Regions from separate parts of the Homo sapiens genome. Here region 1 is linked to region 2. The links are chromatin loops, found by intact Hi-C in ENCODE. Cell type or tissue: ascending aorta. All regions are shown on one strand. Each heading gives the region's core, and the rest is flanking DNA. Links, peaks and the distances in the headings are about the cores only. Region 1 overlaps BABAM2 (BRISC and BRCA1 A complex member 2). Region 2 has its middle 33 kb from the start of BABAM2-AS2.

The links. A loop is a pair of places that touch in the nucleus more often than their neighbours do. Peaks named below come from ENCODE experiments on the same cell type or tissue, not always from the same donor. Only the 100,000 strongest peaks of a DNase experiment are listed, where the experiment ranks them.
Region 1: it touches region 2 in a loop (2.3-fold over the local background); 6 of 110 quality-filtered maps call a loop at or near these places.

Annotation. Positions count from the first base shown.
Region 1 is chr2:28,284,182-28,292,181 of GRCh38, forward strand. The region is part of intron 10 of BABAM2 (BRISC and BRCA1 A complex member 2); the gene reads left to right. Among named protein-coding and RNA genes, the nearest start is that of BABAM2-AS2, 22 kb to the right of the region's middle. In ascending aorta, for the core only: no CTCF peak of the experiment used is centred there; a DNase peak (open chromatin) is centred at 3,520; H3K27ac peaks cover 3,305 bases.
Region 2 is chr2:28,338,918-28,348,883 of GRCh38, forward strand. No RefSeq gene overlaps it. Among named protein-coding and RNA genes, the nearest start is that of BABAM2-AS2, 33 kb to the left of the region's middle. RefSeq lists an enhancer at 1,053-1,672. In ascending aorta, for the core only: no CTCF peak of the experiment used is centred there; a DNase peak (open chromatin) is centred at 3,884; H3K4me3 peaks cover 1,116 bases; H3K27ac peaks cover 4,139 bases.

The DNA of each region.
Region 1 (8,000 bases), core at 1-8,000, 56 kb before region 2:
TTATCTCAAATGAAATTTCTAATCAGAATTGCTATCAAAGAGGAACATTAATTTCCATTCCCCTGCTGCCTGTCCCACCCATGCTCATAGAAGAAGTAATGACCAAGGAGCTAGTCAGAAAACAGTAGCAAGAAAACAAAACAAAAAGCTGGACAATTCACAGGCCAAAGAGGTAATCCTAAATATACAAAGATTGATTATATTGTGGGTCTTTAAAAAAAAAAAAACACTCACAAATAAATTGGTTAGCAAAAAAAGAAAGAGCCTTTATCTTAAAGAAAGCACCTATGAGAATGGAGAGAATATTGCATGATCAAAGCACAAAGGAAAAACTGTCTGACCGAGGTTTCATCAGGCTTCCTCTCTGTTCAGATCTTTTTCTGATCTGTGGTCCGGTTTGGCTGCAGGACCCCATTTGACCGTAGATTCTCTAGAGCTATGATTTTTTATTTGCTGGAAGAAGATTGTAGAATTAAAAATGAAGAGTTCCAAAGGACTCTGAATTTACCTCAAATAAATAGATGGACAAAACTAAGTTGAAAGCTTAGTTTTCAACTTGTTTTGAAAGTTGTTTTGAAAGCTTGGTTTGTATTTTCTCAGCTGGAAATCAGGCTAGGAAAAGAAATTATATAGACTCAGGTTTGTTTGTCTGTTTTAATTGCTTCTAAGAGAAAAGTGAGTAATAATAGGTATCATTTATGAAGACCTGCTATGTGCCAAGTATTCTGCACATATATTCATTATACCATGTAAACCATCCAGGAGCCTTGCAAGGTAGGTATTATCCCATTTTAAAGATGAGAAAACCTAGACTTAGAGAGTATAGTCAGTTGCCTGAGGTCAGGTAGCAACTGGCAAAGGAGGAATCAAGCCCAGATCTGTCAAATTCCAAACACCGTTTTCTTCCCAGTATGCCATCCCTCCCATCCTTAGTTCTTTAGGTTGCAGCCTGTATTTATTGAGCACTTTTCTATGTGCAAGACTGTATGGCGTGCTTTACCTGCTTCATTTCCAACCCTGAGCTTAAAGTTTTTTCCAGTCTTGGGAATGGGAAAAGAGGAGCACAGAGGTCAGTTCACCTGCCAAAGCTTGCCCACCTCGAGTACACATGCCTTCCTCACTCAACACTCGGCTTCACCCAGATAAGCTGTTCCCCACCCATCTTGCAGACTGAGTGGCTGATTTTTTAACATTTCTGGGGAAAATATCCCCATTCCACACATTCTAGTGGGTCAGACATTGTCCTATAATTGTAATATCCCTGCACGGTATAAGTCCAGCATGGAAACTGCTTGGAAAGGATAATGTAGAAATAAAAATAGGTTAATGAAGGTTTCTGCATGGGGGAATGACATGGTGACCAGTGCTTCTAACCAAGTCTTATGAGGAAACATGTAATCCTTCTGCCAGATATTTGATTTAAACTGTGTCCTGTGTCAGCCTTACATCCAATCCCAAACTTCAGGCCTGACTCTCTGGATTTTTCACATAGTAAGTCCATTATCAAGCCTTCCACTCAGCATCTCCCTTGAACATAAGAGATGTGCAAATAAGTCTTTTTTTTTTTTAATGGAAACGGGATCTTGCTATGTTGCCCAGGCTTATCTCAAACTCCTGGGCTCAAGCGATCCTCCCGCCTAGGCTCCCAAAGTGCTAGGATTACAGGCATGAGCCACCACACCGGCTGATAAGTCTTAAGAGATGTTTTGTAGAGAGGAATTGGTTCCTATACTGAGAAGTAAATAGTCACCCCCTTCTACTAACGAATAATAACTTTTTTTTTTTTTTTTTTGAGACAGAGTCTCATTCTGTCACCCAGGCTGGAGTGCAGTGGTACAATCTCGGCTCACTGCAACCTCTACCTCCTGGGTTCAAGCAATTCTCCTGCCTCAGCGTCCTGAGTAGCTGGGATTACAGGCAGGCACCACCACGCCCAGCTAATTTTTGTATTTTTATTAGAAACAGGGTTTCACCATGTTGGCCAGGGTGGTCTCGAACTCCTGACCTCGTGATCCACCCATCTCGGCCTCCCAAAGTGTTGGGATTACAGGCGTGAGCCACCGCGCCTGGCCTTATTTTTGATTTGTACATACTTTCCAAAGCATTCTCCATTCTAGAGGATTGTACCATGCTGGGGGCATTATAGGAAAGTGTCTGCCACACTGGAATGAGTGGTGTGAGCTTTTTTCCCTAGAAATGTTCAAGGGTAATGCTCATAGAAAGACGTTCACAGTCCTTCACTATGTGTTCAGAGCACTCCACAGTTTGCAATCTTTATCCAGAGCCTCTCTGCTCCAGCTTCTGTCCTCCAGCCTGTATTCCGTCTACCCAGATCCCCCGCATTCCCTCGCTGGGCCTCTACGGTGACTGCTTAATACTTTTCCCTCTGCCTGGATTCTCTTGCTTCTCTCCCTCCCTTCCCAGTCATAGTCCTCCCACTGCCACTGCCTATCCAAATCCTAGTTGTTTTTCAAGGCCCTGCTCAAAGCAGTCTCATCTAATAAGCCTCCTAGAAGCCCTTCGATGGAGTATCTTTGCACCCATACTGCATGGTGGTTGACACCTCTGTTATAACCTTCGTCCTCGTCTCCTTTCCTGAGAACAGTGAGTTGAGGGCATGCTGACACTGTGGGGAGGAGTTGGCCTTACTCAGCTGGGTTTCCCTAGAGCCGGCCATGGTATGTGCTCAGGGAATGTTTGTCAGTTTGGATACATGTTGTTTTCTCTAGAATGTAAAGGTCATAACTAGATCCTTTAGGGAAAAAAGTTAGATTCATTTGAGGAACTTTTTTTTTTCTTCCTAAAGCCACATTAGTCATACTTCGCATTGGGGTAGTCACAATATTCCCAAATTTGTATCTAACTGCTTCATTCTAATTTTTCAAGACAGGAATTTAAACTGACCCTTTACTTTAACCACAGACACCTCATTTGTCCTTTTTCTTCTAATCATTTACATTTGGTACATTGTCTATGAATTCTTTGAAATTAAAAGCTTATGACTTTTTAAAGACTTTGCCCAATTTTTAAATGCTAAGGATTTTGCATTTGAATATATTGTAATTTATTTAAGGATTCTTTTAATCAAACTCTTCCTTAATTTAACCAGATTTCTTTTTTAATCCTCCCAGGCCAGGAGTTTATTTATTGTGACTCAATTCTTTTAAAAATAGAAGTTAAAACAGTACTAAATGCTATTTATGGTGTTCTCTCTTGCTCAATTTCTTTCTGCATCTCATAAAAGCATGTTTCTTTGTACATGTCTAGTGCAGTCCCCATTTCCTCACTAATCAATGCCAGTTAGTCACTAAATATGCATCCACTACCTACCGTGTGTCTAACCCAGTGGCAAACATGTAGGGATCTAACATAAAGATAAGTACACTGAAATTGTCAACAATCCCCCTGAGAAGTGGATTATATGGACATGGAGGCTGGAGAAATCACTGAGCAATGGAGCATGCAAGGAAGGCTTCCTGGAAGAAGGCGGGGCTTGGACTGCATCACAGAGTTGGAAGCAATAGCAGGTTGAAGGGAATGAACACAGAGCCAGGCCCGAGGAAATGAGAATGTCAGAGCAGCAAAGGGGCCAGGATCCAAGTAGGTGGTATATCCAGAGGGCACAGAACCCAGATGGCATAGCAGGCAGGAGGTGCAGAGTTCACACCCGGCCCCTCTCCAGGAAATGTGGACCCTCAGTTCCAGCAGGCAGCCTGGAACAGAGAATCTGCTCACTCAGTGTGTGATGGATGAGGGAGTGGATGAAGCAGAGGGACAGAGAAGCACTTGGGACAGGAGGGGTTCCTACTTTGGGGACCCCTTCATCCCAGCCTCAGCCACTGGTATGCTTTTGTCCTCATGAGAACTCACCCTGAGTGAGCCCTGCTTGGGAGCACAGGTTGGAAGCATGCAGAGTTCTAGAAAAGAGGTATTTCTGATCATCTGAACTTTGATGAGAGTAAAACCAGATAAACCCAGAAAAGCAAGGGGCGCCCTCCAGACAGGGAGAAGGACTTGGCCTGTGAGCTTCCTGACACCAGCGTCTGCTTCCTTCATCTTTGTGTCACCTATTTCTCTTCACAGATACAAAGGGCAGGAGAGTAGTGGGAAACATTGGTAATATAGGACAGGTTGTGGCTTTTCTTTTCTTTTTTTTTTTTTTTTGAGACAGTCTTGCTCTGTCACCAAGGCTGGAGTGCAATGGCGTGATCTCACCTCATTGCAACCTCCCCCTCCCCGGTTCAAGCAATTCTCGTGCCTCAGCCTCCCGAGTAGCTAGGATTTCAGGCACCCACCACCAAGCCAGGCTAATTTTTGTATTTTTAGTACAGACGGGGTTTTACCATGTTCGTCAGGCTGGTCTCAAACTCCTGACCTCAGGTGATCCACCCACCTCAGCCTCCCAAAATGCTGGGATAGATTATGGCTTTTCTACATCGAATATGAGATACCAAAGGAGCAAAATTAAAAGTGGAGAATTATGTTTACAAATATCAAATGGGTTATTGAATCTTTTCCTTTCTATGAGATATTCCTGTCTCCAATTCTGATTCAACTTGTAACCATCTAGAACCAACTCAAAGTCCATCTCTTCTGCAGAGCGGTAACCTCAGGCGGCTGCCCTTCTCCCTGCGTGACACCGCGTGTGTGCCTCTGCCATTGTCTTAGCATGCTCAACTGAAGTTGCTTCTTGACCTTGCCAGGTCTCCTTTTCCAGACCATGAGCTCAAGGGCATGGACACCCTCATTCTTCCTGGCACTCTACCCACTGTGGGTTGTTGTTTTTTTTTTTTTTCTGAAGACTATTCAGTTTTCCTGACCCTCTTAGTTTTTTTAACAAATGCCCCCATTTTCAAAGTAATGTTTATCTGTTTATACACACGCGCACACACACACACACACGATTATGTAAAACATATCCACACACTTTAAAGATTCATAAACACTACTCAACTTAAGAAATAGAATAGTGCCAGTATCATAGACGTCCTGTGGGTGTCTCTCCCAGAAGGAACCACTACCCTGAATTTTATGTTAACTGCCCTCTTGATTTTCTCAATAGCTTTACCACCTAGTATATATCCATAAAAATATATCATTTATTTTTTCTATTTTTGAACTTAATATAAATGGAATCATACTGATTTCTGCGTCTGTGAATATTAATGTCTTACTTTTTTAAACTTTTTAAAATTATAAATATTTAAGGCATACACATGTGTATAAAGACTATGAAAACAAATACCCATGTACCCACCTTAATCAAATCTTCATAATTTGCTGTAATTGCTTCTGAGTTTTTTTAAAAAGAAATAGCACATTGTCAGGCCGGGCACAGAGGCTCATGCCTGTAATCCCAACACTTGGGAGGCCAAGGCGGGCAGATCACCTGAGGTCAGAAGTTCAAGACCAGCCTGGCCAACATGGTGAAACCCCATCTCTACAAAAAAAATACAAAAATTAGCTGGGCATGGTGGCACACACCTGTAGTCCCAGCTACTTGGGAGTTTGAGGCAGGAGAATAGCTTGAAGCTGGAAGGCGGAGGTTGCAGTGAGCCGAGATCACGCTACCACACTCCACCCCGTGTGACAGAGAGACTCTGTCTCAAAAAAGAAAAAAAGAAAGGAAAGGAAAGGAGAAAGGAATAGCAGAAAGGAAAGGAGAAAGGAAAGGAGAGCAAAGGAAAATAGCACACTGTCAATTCAGTTGAAGCCCCCTGAGTGCCCCTCCAAAATGCACCCCCATCCTTTACTCATTCCCTTTTCCCCACCCACAGAGGTAACCACTACCCTTAATTTGGTGTATATCTTTCCTATGCATGTTTTTATACTTTAATTACATAGACATTCCTAAATAGTATGTAATGTGTGCACGTTTTTGATCCTTGTAAGTATATACTGAACAGTGTTCATCTGCAGCTTGCTTTTTTCACTGAACATTTGGTCCTTGAGATTCATCTAGGTTGACACATGTAGCCCTAGCTCATTCATTTAAACTGCTGTAAGGTATTCCTGTGAAAGAATAGGCACAATGTATTTATCCGGTCTCCTGTTGATAGACATTTAAGATGTTTCCAGTTTTTGTTATCACAAGTGGGGCTACTTTAGGCCTTCTCCTGCGATCTTTTTACACACATGTGGTAGTTTCTTAAGAGTGGAATTGCTGTGTCGTGGAGTACATACACCTTTACTTTTACTGTACAAGGTTTTAGCAATTTATATCATCATCATCATCATCAGGGAATGGGAATTCCCAATGTTCCACAGCCTGACAACACTTGGGTATTTTCCAGTTTTAAAATGTTTGTCAATCAAATGGGCATGAAGTGGAAGTTCATTGAGGTTTTAATTTGCATGTGCTTTATATGAGCCTTTACTGAGTGTTTCTCATGTGTCATGCGCTGTACTAAGTGCTAGAAATACTAAAATAACTAATTCACAGCCCCTGCGCTTAAGGACTTCATGGTTCTCTGCAGTGATTCCTACCTGGGGAGGCGAATTAAAATCACTTGAGGTGCATTTTCAGAAATGAGGTTTAGGGAATGCAGGCTCTTAGGTAGGAGGCATTTGTGAAATAGTAAAAGCTAAATCTTCCTTAACACTTGGGCCATCGTGTATAACTTGTTAATGTGTTCTCTGTCATCCAAAAAAGGCTAATTTATTTTCAGTATATCATATTTACTGAGACATGAAGTTTAGAAAGATTTTCATCAAAATAGTTAAAATTTAAGAACCTGAAACATATGCTACAGTTATCAGAAATTTCACATATACAGAACAGTGTATAAAGTTAGATGGAAGAAAAAAACCACTTAAAGAAGGGTGGTAGGGAAAAGAAATGAACACATACTGAGTACCTGTTTGGTTTTTATTTAGTTCTTTCAACAAACACTATGAGATAGAAATTATTATCCTCATTTTACAGATGAGAAAATCAGGATTCAAAGAGGAGAAATATTTTGCCTATGATATCATCACTAATTAATGGTGTAGCCAATATTTGAACTCACTTTATCTGACCTCAAGGGCATACCATGCTGTCTCTTTCCATAATAGGATTTTTTAGCATATGTGGAAAAATCCAAGAAACTTCAAGCTTCAGTTTAATAATATTGAAACTTCAAAGATAAGCCGGGCATAGTGGTTCACATCTATAATCCCAGCACTTTGGGAGGCCGAGGTGGATGGATCACCTGAGGTCAGGAGTTCGAGACCAGCCTGGGCAACATGGTGAAACCCAGTCTCTACTTAAAATACAAAAAATTAGCCAGGCGTGGTGGTGGATGCCTGTAATCCTAGCTACTCGGGAGGCTGAGGCAGGAGAATCACTTGAATCTGGGAGGTGGAGGTTGCGGTGAGCCGAGATCACACCACTGCACTCCAGCCTGGGCAACAAGAGTGAAACTCCGTCTCCAAAAAAAAAAAATAAACAAAGATAATTTGTTTACATGATCATATCATAACCAGCTTAAACCAGTGAAAAGTAGAACACATGTAACAAAATCTGGTTAATATTTAGTCTTTCTTGTCACTTAAAAGAAAGGTAGTGATAATAAATGGAGATACCTTAAATAGATACTTCTGAATTGGAAAATGTTACTTTTATATTTCTTGTAGGTGAGTATTTTGGATATGTAGTGTTAATTTTCCAGTGGTTGGAATCCACATGTCTCAAAGGTTTAGTGTGTAGGTAGTAAGATCGTGGTTGCTCGGTAAATATATGGCAGTCTTCCCACATTGTGGGGATAGCCTGGGAATGAAAAGTATACAGATTGCTCTCAGGAACAATCAGCCTCAAATGGAATCCTCACTGGAGAGTGACTTTACAGCAATTCAACAAGGGGTTAAAACGTTTCCTAACGAGGCTTGGAGGAACTGGAGCATCCTGAGAGGACTGGAAATGGGAATATAACCATAACCACCACAAAGCGCATCTATGAGTATCTTCCCTGCCGACCCAAGATATGGGGGAAAGCGCAGAAATATATAGTTTGGAAGGT
Region 2 (9,966 bases), core at 871-8,870:
GTGCGTGCATGTGTGTGTTTCATACCCAAGCATTTCCTATCTGGGGCAGTCCTTCACGGCGAGAAGGAGTTACCTGAGTCAATGTGACCAACCTGCTGGGTTTCAGCCACTCATCCAGCCTGACCTAAGGCTGTTGCTCAATAACAAATGGCCTCTAGCACACACAGCCCCACCCGCTGCCATCCATACCCCTCCAGCCCCCTGTGTGGACACCTTGTTCCCAGGCCAGCCCCACACAGTAGGCAGTCATTAAAGTTTGGTGAGTGCACCAACGGCTCTGTCCTTCCGGCTCTCCCCTCTCCATCCCCTCTGGGCCTCTGCAGCACTGTGTGAATTATACACAAAGACAAAGCTTGGGTGTCATGGTTTATCAGAGGAATGTGTCTGCTTTCTGGGCTTGGGGACTGGCAGTTGTGCAGCCAGCCAGGAACAGAGCTGGGGAAGATACCCTGAGCAGGCGACATCTTCCCTGAACTTACTGATCATCACAGCCAGAAGGGTCTTCAGAAGTCATCTCGTTTCTACCCCGTTACTCCCTTCAGTGTACAGAGGACAGAACTAAGGCCCAAGAGTTAAGGAAACATGCAAATTAGAAACAGCAAATTAGGAACAAACCTGGGAACTTGGAGCCAGGCCTCCTTGTACCATCACACACTCGCTTAGCTGAAACACAAGATGGCTACCGTCGGCTTGGCCATATCACCAGGTTTACAGTTTGGTTTAGCATGGTCCTGTCCTGATGGCCTTCCACACAGGGAAGCAGGGCCCACGCACCACCCACAGAGGTGAGGGCAAGAGCTGGCCTGGGTGCTCGACCTGACACCCTCTGGCCTTCCCATTCCAAGGCGAAGCCACTGGCCCCTCCTGCAGGACACACACATGATTTTACAGGGCCTCTCACCTGGTCCCTTAGTTCCCCTCGTGGCTATTGGAGCCCATTTTTACCAGGTGAGCGCAAAAGAGAACCATCCCTGGGCCCTTGTGAAGACTGGTGAGGAGAAGTCGTGCCTCTGCTTCCTGTGTTCTCTGGCACCCAGGAATGTTCTCAGGAGGCTGGAGATCAGCTGGAACAGACCTCCCATCTTGCCTGTCAGCTGGAGGCCTGCCCAACTCTGGGTTTTTTCACCGTGTGGGTACTATGCCCCCTACCCTGAAACTTTGGGAATTCCCAGGACAAGAACAACAGTCCAGTGTCCTATGTCCATATCCCAGCCCTGCCATTAACTGGCTATGTGGCCTTGAGTAAGTCCCTTCCTCTCCATAATATTAATACTAGGAGGGGGCTGGACTGGATTGTGGGCTCAGCTCATCAGATCACCCGGGGAGATTTTTTTAGGAACTACTGCTCTGGTAGTTCCCACTGCAGGCCTGTTGACTTGGAATCTCACTAGCTGGAGCTTAGCCTTCTAGATTTTGATAAAACTCCCCCAGCGATTCTACTGAGCAAGTGATCATGACCCACTAAGCCAGCTGACCACACTGGCACTGCTTCTGACCCTGACCCGCTGAGTGCCCACAAGAAGGTGCCCCTCTACTCAGGGCAGCTGTGTGCTATGCCCCATGTCCCCTCCATCCCCCACTAAGGTGCCATGGCATGGTCACTTAGGATTGCTAGGGGCACCCTCCCCTGATGGAGGGGTACGGATTGGGCTCTACTGTGCACAGCACCAAGAGTTGACTGAGCCCGGACTTGCTTCTGAGCTGCAACTGGGTCTGAAGCAAGCCCAGGCTCAGTCAACTCTTACTGGTTCCACTTCTAGCAGATGGTGGTTGGCACTGTGGGAGGGGGTGAGGTCCTGTGGACTGGTCGTCCCCTCAGCATTTCAAATAAGCATTCAGCAGTGACAGCAGCCAGTAGTGGGCAGTGTGGTCTGGGAATGTCATCCTCCTGCCCCTGCCAGCCCCTGGGGGCCCACAGACCCAGAAAACGAATGAGACCCTGCCCATCAGCGAAGCACACAGTCTAACTCAGAAGTTTTGCCACACACATTAGCTCACACAGCTTTACAGCAGACCTGGGCTGTGAGCAACTGAATAGGGTTGCTTTTGTTCCACAGATGAGGAAACAGAAGATGAGAGAAGTTAAGTGAGTTACCCACGATCACCGGCCGGTCAGGGCCGGAGCCAAGACCAAATCCAGGCTCTTGGCTCCCCTCCAGCAACAATTCTCACGTGTGTCGATACTCTCGTGAACAAACTGAAGCTTATTTTTTTATTTCCCAGTGAAGGATGATGGACGTTATATAGGTTTGTGAAGATGGAAATTTATGATTATTTTTAAAAGACTTTCAGCTTCCTTGCCACAGGGGAGGATTTGGGCTGGTTTTCTTAGAGGGGATTCAGCACAAGGTGACAGTCACCACTGTATGTTTCCAGAACCAGGGACTCAAACACCAGGGTTTGCGTGATTTTATCTTTACCCCGCAACAGCAACAGAAGCCGGTGGCGCCTGTAAACGAGTGAAGGTCACCTGTATATTTGTAAATACTTCCTGCCGGTTCAGCCTGTCATCGAGCATCGTACCTGCACACAGAGGGCAGCCCAAGACTAATTAGTAAATGGCTATAAAATGCTTTGAAGATGAAAAGAACCATATGTGACAGCATATTATTAATACTTAGTAAATCCTGTCTCCGGCTTACTCAGCCCTTGTAATTTCAGTTGAATCTCTCTTGCTTAGCACTGATGAGGAAAAGGACTCACACGTGTTTACCAGCAATACTTGGATATGATCAAGCATCTGTGAGGCCCCGAGAAGGAGGGGCAAGGGACCCTGGTTAGCCAATGCTCAGCTTCTTCCAGCAGCCCGGCTTCCTGAGGACCCATCGCCTACAGCCAAATGACCCTTTTTTTTTGTTTTGTTTTATTGAGAGGGACTCTGGCTCTGTCGCCTAGGCTGGAGTGCAGTGGCACCATCTCGGCTCACTGCGACCTCCGTCTCCCAGGTTCAAGGGATTCTCCTGCCTCAGCCTCCCGAGTAGCTGGGATTACAGGCACACGGCTGTAATCCACCACGCCCGGCTAATTTTTGTATTTTTAGTAGAGACGAGGTTTCACCATGTTGGCTGGGCTGGTCTTGAACTCCTGACCTCAGGTGATCCGCCCACCTCGGCCTCCCAAAGTGCTGAGATTACAGGCAGGAGCCACCACGCCCAGCCTCAAATGATGCTCTATTAAAGCTCATTTTCTTGTGGAGACATGAACTAGAAAGAATATGAAGTTGAGGATGAGAGAGGAAAAAAAAGAGAAGGACCTTGGTTTGTACAATTTGCCAATTTCTATGGTGTAAATACTCCCCCCATGATGGACTGCAGGCCACCAATGTGAGGTCACTGGACGCAGAGTTGGGAGGAGCAGGGAGGGTCATCGTGGGAGCCTCTGCTGGAGTGAGCTGGCCCCAATGTCTGTCTTTACTTAATCTGAGTTTTGTTATCCTCATCTATAAAATGGGAATAAATATCTGCCTCCCGGGGTTGTGAGAATTAAATAAGAAAAGTACCTAGAGCACCATGTGCAGTGCTTGGCACACAGTAACATTTGACAAACAGTGGCTATTATTACCGCAGACCAGAAAAAAGATTTTCTGATGTTGACTTTGGCCTTTTTCTAAAAAGTCAGAATGTCCCTGTTAAAAAGTCCTGCCAATGAATTTGGCCTTTGGAAAAGTGACCCTGTCTGGATTACCAGGAAGACAAAATGATGAGTCATCTTGAATTTTAACGGATAAGAGATGCGATGTATTTGTGGGGGTTCCCCACCCCCCACGCTGGTCTTGCTTAAGCTCTCGGCAGGACTTCAGGCTCTGAGCAGTGCTGGAGAAGAAACAACCCACTGACCTGTTTATTCGCCCCGGCCCCTGCTTTCCCACAGGCAAGGAAATCAGAGCAGCGTGGTTCACTTTTGCCTCTGACTGGGTTTCAGTTCCTGACAGCTCCACGCTCTTGGAGTTGCGGCTGACTTGCCGGAGGGACGACTGCATTTGGTTTGCCTCTTGCTCAGGCCTATAAATACAACTATCCCAGAGCCTGCCCCAGTTCATGGGGACCAGCCTGTCCCACAGTTCCTAATGTGAATGTTAAGAACATCATCTAATGGTAATAGGACATCTCATTCTATTAATGGCATCATAGCTAATTCATTGGTGCTCGAAAAAATTAAAATACAACCTTTGCCTTTTTTTATGCATCTACGGTGCTTACGTGCAGGTCCAGTACAAACACTAACTAGAAATCGGGTGTGGGGTGCACCCATCGCCTTGTGTAATCCTCGAAACAACTAAATGAAGTAGGGGTTATTGTCTTCATTTTATAGATAAAAACATGGAACCTCAAAGGTGTTAAATAAATAACTTACCCAAGGACAGGAAGCTGGCATAATTCACTCATCACCATCCTACCTTCTCCCCCTTCCCCTCTCCTTTCTTTGCTTCCCTCCCTTCCTCTTTTTTTATTTCACAAGGAAGTGAACCAGGTCCCTCTGTTTCTTTCCACTTCTGTTATCCAGCTTCCCCAAATGAGAGCTTTATTGAGCATCTAATGTATACAGAGCCCTGATAAGACATTTACACACTGCTTTTTGCCATTTTCCCTGTGAGGAGAGGGGCTTGGAGTAGCTGGGTCTGGCCAGATCACACGAAGTGGGTGTCAAACCCTGGTCAGCTGGGTCCAAGGAATTCTGTGGGGTCACATGCAACAAACTAAAAAAGACTTGGAAGTGGTCTTCGTATATGTGGATGAGTATATCTATATGGCTACACACATATATATAAATAACTTATTTTCAGATGGCTGAGCCAGAGCCAGCCCACAGCTGGAAAAAATTAAAAAATAAAAAATAAATAAACCTGACTTCAGAATTTGTGCCATAGTCTCTGGTTAAAGTCCAAAACACACTTGGTTGAAATAACAGCCTAATATTTGAGGAAAACAAGGTGAAACAGTTGTTACAATTATTAAGGAAAATTACCGAGGTATTACCAAAGACAGCAGGGTCCGTGAACTAATTCCAGGTTGAATAGGAAGCAGTTAACTCTAAGAGGCCTAAAGAAGTGTCTTCCTTCTACAGCGTTCTTGGATTTACTCTGTCACTATTCTCTGATCCCTTTGGAGGAACCACACTTCCCAAGTCTAAGAGGTCGTGCTTGGGGTCATAATAAATCATGGGTCATCATGGCCAGAAAAGTAGCCCCACAAGCAACCCAGGGATGGCCAGAATGAGCCTCCCTGCCCCGGGCCAGCCGCCTCTGCAACACGTTGGGATGAGCCAGCCAAATGGCTTGTGGAGGGTGTGGCATACACTCATCTTCCCCCAAAACAGCCCACCACCCCCTTCTTAAAGTCCCATGGAGCAGGTCCCTCCACAGAAGGCTCCTCGTTCCAGAGAGCCTCTTTGAAACGTGCCCTTTGAGTGAGCCTAGGAGCCAGGCAAGAAAGTGAAAATCAGTCCCTTTCAACTCCATGATCTCGCTTTTGCTCCAAAACGGAACGCTGCAGCTCCCGGTGACTTTTGGCTGTCTGCGCAGGTGCCAGTAGAGCAGTACGTAGAAGGGTGCTGGGTGCCATCTGGAAATAAGGTGGTGGGTGGGTGTTAAAGGTGACAGCTGCCCTCTCCCTTCTCAAGCACCATGCGTGACAGTCCAGGCCCTGTTCCAGGTGGTTCCCACACGGCGCCTTCTCGATCCTCTGACCCTTCAGAGAACTAGGAGAGCCCACCCCTGCAGGCAGCCGAAGCAATGTATCAGGGCAAATCCTGGGGAGGCCAAAAATCATTTGAGTAAGGCGAGGTCTGCCGAATAAGAGGGCCGCTTACCCAGGGTCAGCTCTGAAAGTGTCAATGAGGGACGTAAGTTCAAGTAGGTGTAGGGAAGGATTCGACTGGGACTCATTTCACAGCCCAGCTGGGGACTGATGTCACGCCCGAGGACAGGAGGTTTGGGGCAAGGGTCAGCCTCACACTGCCAGGTTGCCCTAGGGGAGATTCCACAAGGGCGCATTCCCTCGCCACGCACATGCGCAGGCACGCACATCCGTGTGCACGCACTCACCCACAACCAGGGCTTCAGATGAGCTGATCCCCCGCTATCCCACTCCAGCACCCGCTCCTGGGACTCCAGCCCACACCAGGTGGGAGGAGGACTCCTCATCCTGACTCCACGCTGGTGGCTCTCGGCGTGCGTGGGCTGCAGGTTGTACAACCCAGACGGCTGCCTCTGCCTGTCTCTCCCGCCTTTCTACCCGCACCGACACCCAGGCGGCCCCCTGAGGCACCTCCCCTTCCTCGCCGGCTCCTGCCCAAGCTGCCCAGGCCCAGGGGCCCCCTCAGCCTCGCCCACTCCAACTGCCAGCTGTCAGCAGCCAGCGGCCACCAGGGCTAATCCCCTTCACAAAACTAACTCCAGCCTGGAGCCCCGCTTCAGCGAAACCAAGCCCTGGCAAGGCGAATGGGCTCGTTGGCTGAGTTGAGGCCCATGGGCTCTGGAACCAGCCGGCCTGAGTCAAACCTGGCTCCACCACTTCCTAGGTGCGTGAACTTGAACAAGCCAGTTGATCTCAGTTTCCTCCTCTGCAAAATGGAACTTCACCACGCGGTGCTGGCAGGAGGACTCCATGATGAGGGCACTGAGTTATAAGCATTGTAACACTTACACCAGTGCCTGGCACTCAGTGGTGCTCAGAAAAGCCTATCTTTATTATTATTGCCTTTTAGGTTTGGCACAAGTTGCTCCTGGTCCCTCTTCTCACTCCTTCCTTTCCATTCCATATCCCTGTCCTTAAGCGTTTAACTGACCGAAAACAACAAAATCTTTTTTGGCCTCTCCCATACGATAGTCCAGTCCTCTTGCTGGAGCCACTCCCACTTCGAGTGTCTCTGCCAGCTGTCCACCTCTATGAGCTCCCAGGCCCTCTGCCCAAGGCTATCCACCTGCCGCCTCCCCCTCCTCTCTTCCCACAGCTCCCCTGTAAGCCTGTGCTAAGCAGCGCGACCTGGGGGCCCTGACTCGTCACTTCTGTCAAGCTCCTAAATTCCCTTGTTTCCAGAGGTTTTGTCTATTAAGTTACTTTTTTAAATTTTTTTTTTTTTTTTTTTGAGACAGGGTCTCAGTCTGTCACCCAGGCTGGAGTGCAGTGGCACAATCTCAGTTCACAGCAGCCTCCATCTCCTGAGCTCGAATGATCCTCCCACCGCAACCTCCCAAGTAGCTGGGACTACAGGTGCGTACCACCATGCCTGGCTAATTTTTGTATTTTTATATAGACGGAGGTCTTGTCATGTTACCCAGGCTAGCCTTAAACTCCTCAGCTATGCGATTCTCACACCTCGGCCTCCCAAAGTGCTGGGATTACAGGCATGAGCCACCATCCTTGGCCAAGTTACATTTATTAAATAATAATTTATTTCCCCGCTTTTAACCAATAACTCATGTACTTGCCTTCTAAGGATTCCAGTGGGCACTAAGGACCAGTTACCCCACAGAGTGGGCATGTTTTCTAAGGATTCCAGTGGGCACTAAGGACCAGTTACCCCACGGAGTGGGCATGTTTTCTAAGGATTCCAGTGGGCACTAAGGACCAGTTACCCCACGGAGTGGGCATGTTTTCTAAGGATTCCAGTGGGCACTAAGGACCAGTTACCCCACAGAGTGGGCATGTTTTCTGTCAAATCTAGAACACAGGATTAGCCAGGGGGTTCTCCTGTCTGGAAAACATACAATAAACATTAGACTTCTTTCAAGTCTTGACTGCCAGGCACAGCCCCATTGCTGATCTGCTGCAGGCCAGCCCCTGCACTGCGGGCTGTCCGTGATCTATCTGGAGAATCAGGATAAACACAGAGTGTGACCATCCACAGCTGTCGGCTGAAAGATGAGATGCTCCCTCTCCAGTACCCGTCCGTCCCCTGGAGCAGTGCCTGCTTGCTCACATGTGAGCCGCCCTGACAGGCAGCCCAAAGCCAGAAGCAGGGTTTCCAGGGCTGGAGAGGGTATTGTCTTCTGTGGTCCAGAGGCCCTGAGGAGTGTCCCACACCCAGGGTGGGGTGGCCAGGCCTGCAGAGGCTGCAGGAAGAGGTGTTGGGTCATCCTGGAGCCAAAAGGCCTTGACCAAGATGGGCCTAGTGTGACCAGGACACAGGTGAGCAGACAAGTCTGGGCTCTGACAGGTCAGGACGGGCAAAGCATTGATGTAAAATGGAATGGAAAAGCAGCACTGGGCCAGGCAGCCATTCATCCATTCCACACACATCGGCTAAGCTCTTTCTGTGTGCCAGCAGTGGGTACTCTTCGGGGAGCAACAGAACTTGCATCCCATTTATGCACTTGACAGACATCTGTCGAGCATCCTCTCTGTTCCTGGCACTGGGACTGTATGGATAAGCCTAGCCCTGCGCCTGAAAGGCCAGGAAGCTGGGGCTAGTGCACACCCCTGCCACTGATGGGAGAGGCTGGGGTAAGCCACATAACAGAGCTGCAGATCCACACTGCTGGCGTTCAGCTGAAGCAAATCCTGGAGGGCTTCCTGGAGGAGGGGCCAGCTGGGCATGGTTTTAGACTCTTGGTTTCTTTGCTTCATTGTGGTGGTTCGGTTTCTGGCGAACTCTCCCATGGGGCTGAGGTGCACACAAGGTCTGGTTCTCATGCATGCAGTCATGTTGAGCAACTACTCTGTGCCAGGCACCATTCTATAGCAGTATAGCAGTAAATACAGCACCACAACCCCTGCCCTCATGGGGTTTCCATTCCCATCAGGGGAGAGGGGGTATGAACAAGATATACAGAGGGAATGTTAGGAGCCAAGCACAGGGAAGAGAAAGCAGGGAGGGGTGGGAGTGCATTTTTAGCCAGAGAGGCAGGGCTGGCCTGGCTGAGGAGGTGACGTCTGAGCCAAGGCCTGGAAGAGGCAAGTGAAAGCGGTAGTCCCCAGCTCTCCTCCCGAAGCCTGCCCCAGGCCCCAGCCCCGGGGCGTTGCCTTGGGTCCCTCCAGAACCTGCCCAGCGGAGCTTGTCCCTGCATCCAGAACGTCTGAGGTGACAGGCAAGGAGCAGTGGGGGTTAAGGAGATCGCGGTGAGCTGAGTCCTGGCTGGCCGTCCCTGACCACACTGACGGTGGCTTCCCTGACCTAGACCTCCTCATCTGTAAAATACCAAGCCTGTTTCACAGGCTGGTGCTAAGAACAAGGCAGATACGGTGAGGGGAGGCTTTGGGGACAGTAAAAGGTCATGGCCACGTGAAAACGTAAGCAGGTTGCCACTGCCACCACCTAACACACTGCCCCCGCTGCTGCCAGGTCAGGTTAGGGGCCTGGTGGAGGTGCCCTGAGGAGGTGGTGACAATACCACGAACTGCAAAGGAAACGGGAGTGACGCCCATCCTGCCTGCCCTCCCCGGCCTCAGCCAGCCTCTGGGACCTGCCCTGGCACCCACCCACTAGACAGAGGGGAGAGTGGGGAGGAGGTGCCCCGTGCCAGGCTGCCTTCCCCTTTCACTCAGCCCCAGAGAATCCAGCTGCCTGAAGCAGGCGAACAGGGCCCCCGGAGTGCCTGAGAAGGGCCAGCCATGTTCTGCCCAAAAGCTCTGCCACCCGGGGCCTGGGTCAACAGAGGTGGGTGTGACCTGGAAGGTGGGCTCCCAGGCAGGTATCACAGCGGGCAGCAGGCTTCCAACCCGCCCATGCCACTGCCAGCAAAACGGCTAGCACGAGAGACTTTTCCTCTGTTTTTTTTTTGTTTTTTGTTTGTTTGTTTGTCTGTTTTGAGATGGAGTCTTTCTCTGTTGCCCAGGCTAAAGAGCAGTGGTGCAATCTCGGCTCACTGCAACCTCCGCCTCCCGGATTCAAGTGATTCTCTCACCTCAGCCTCCAGAGTAGCTGGGATTATAGGCACCCACCACCACACTCGGCTAATTTTTTGTATTTTTAGTAGAGATGGGGTTTCACCATGTTGGCCAGGCTGGTCTAGAACTCCTGACCTCA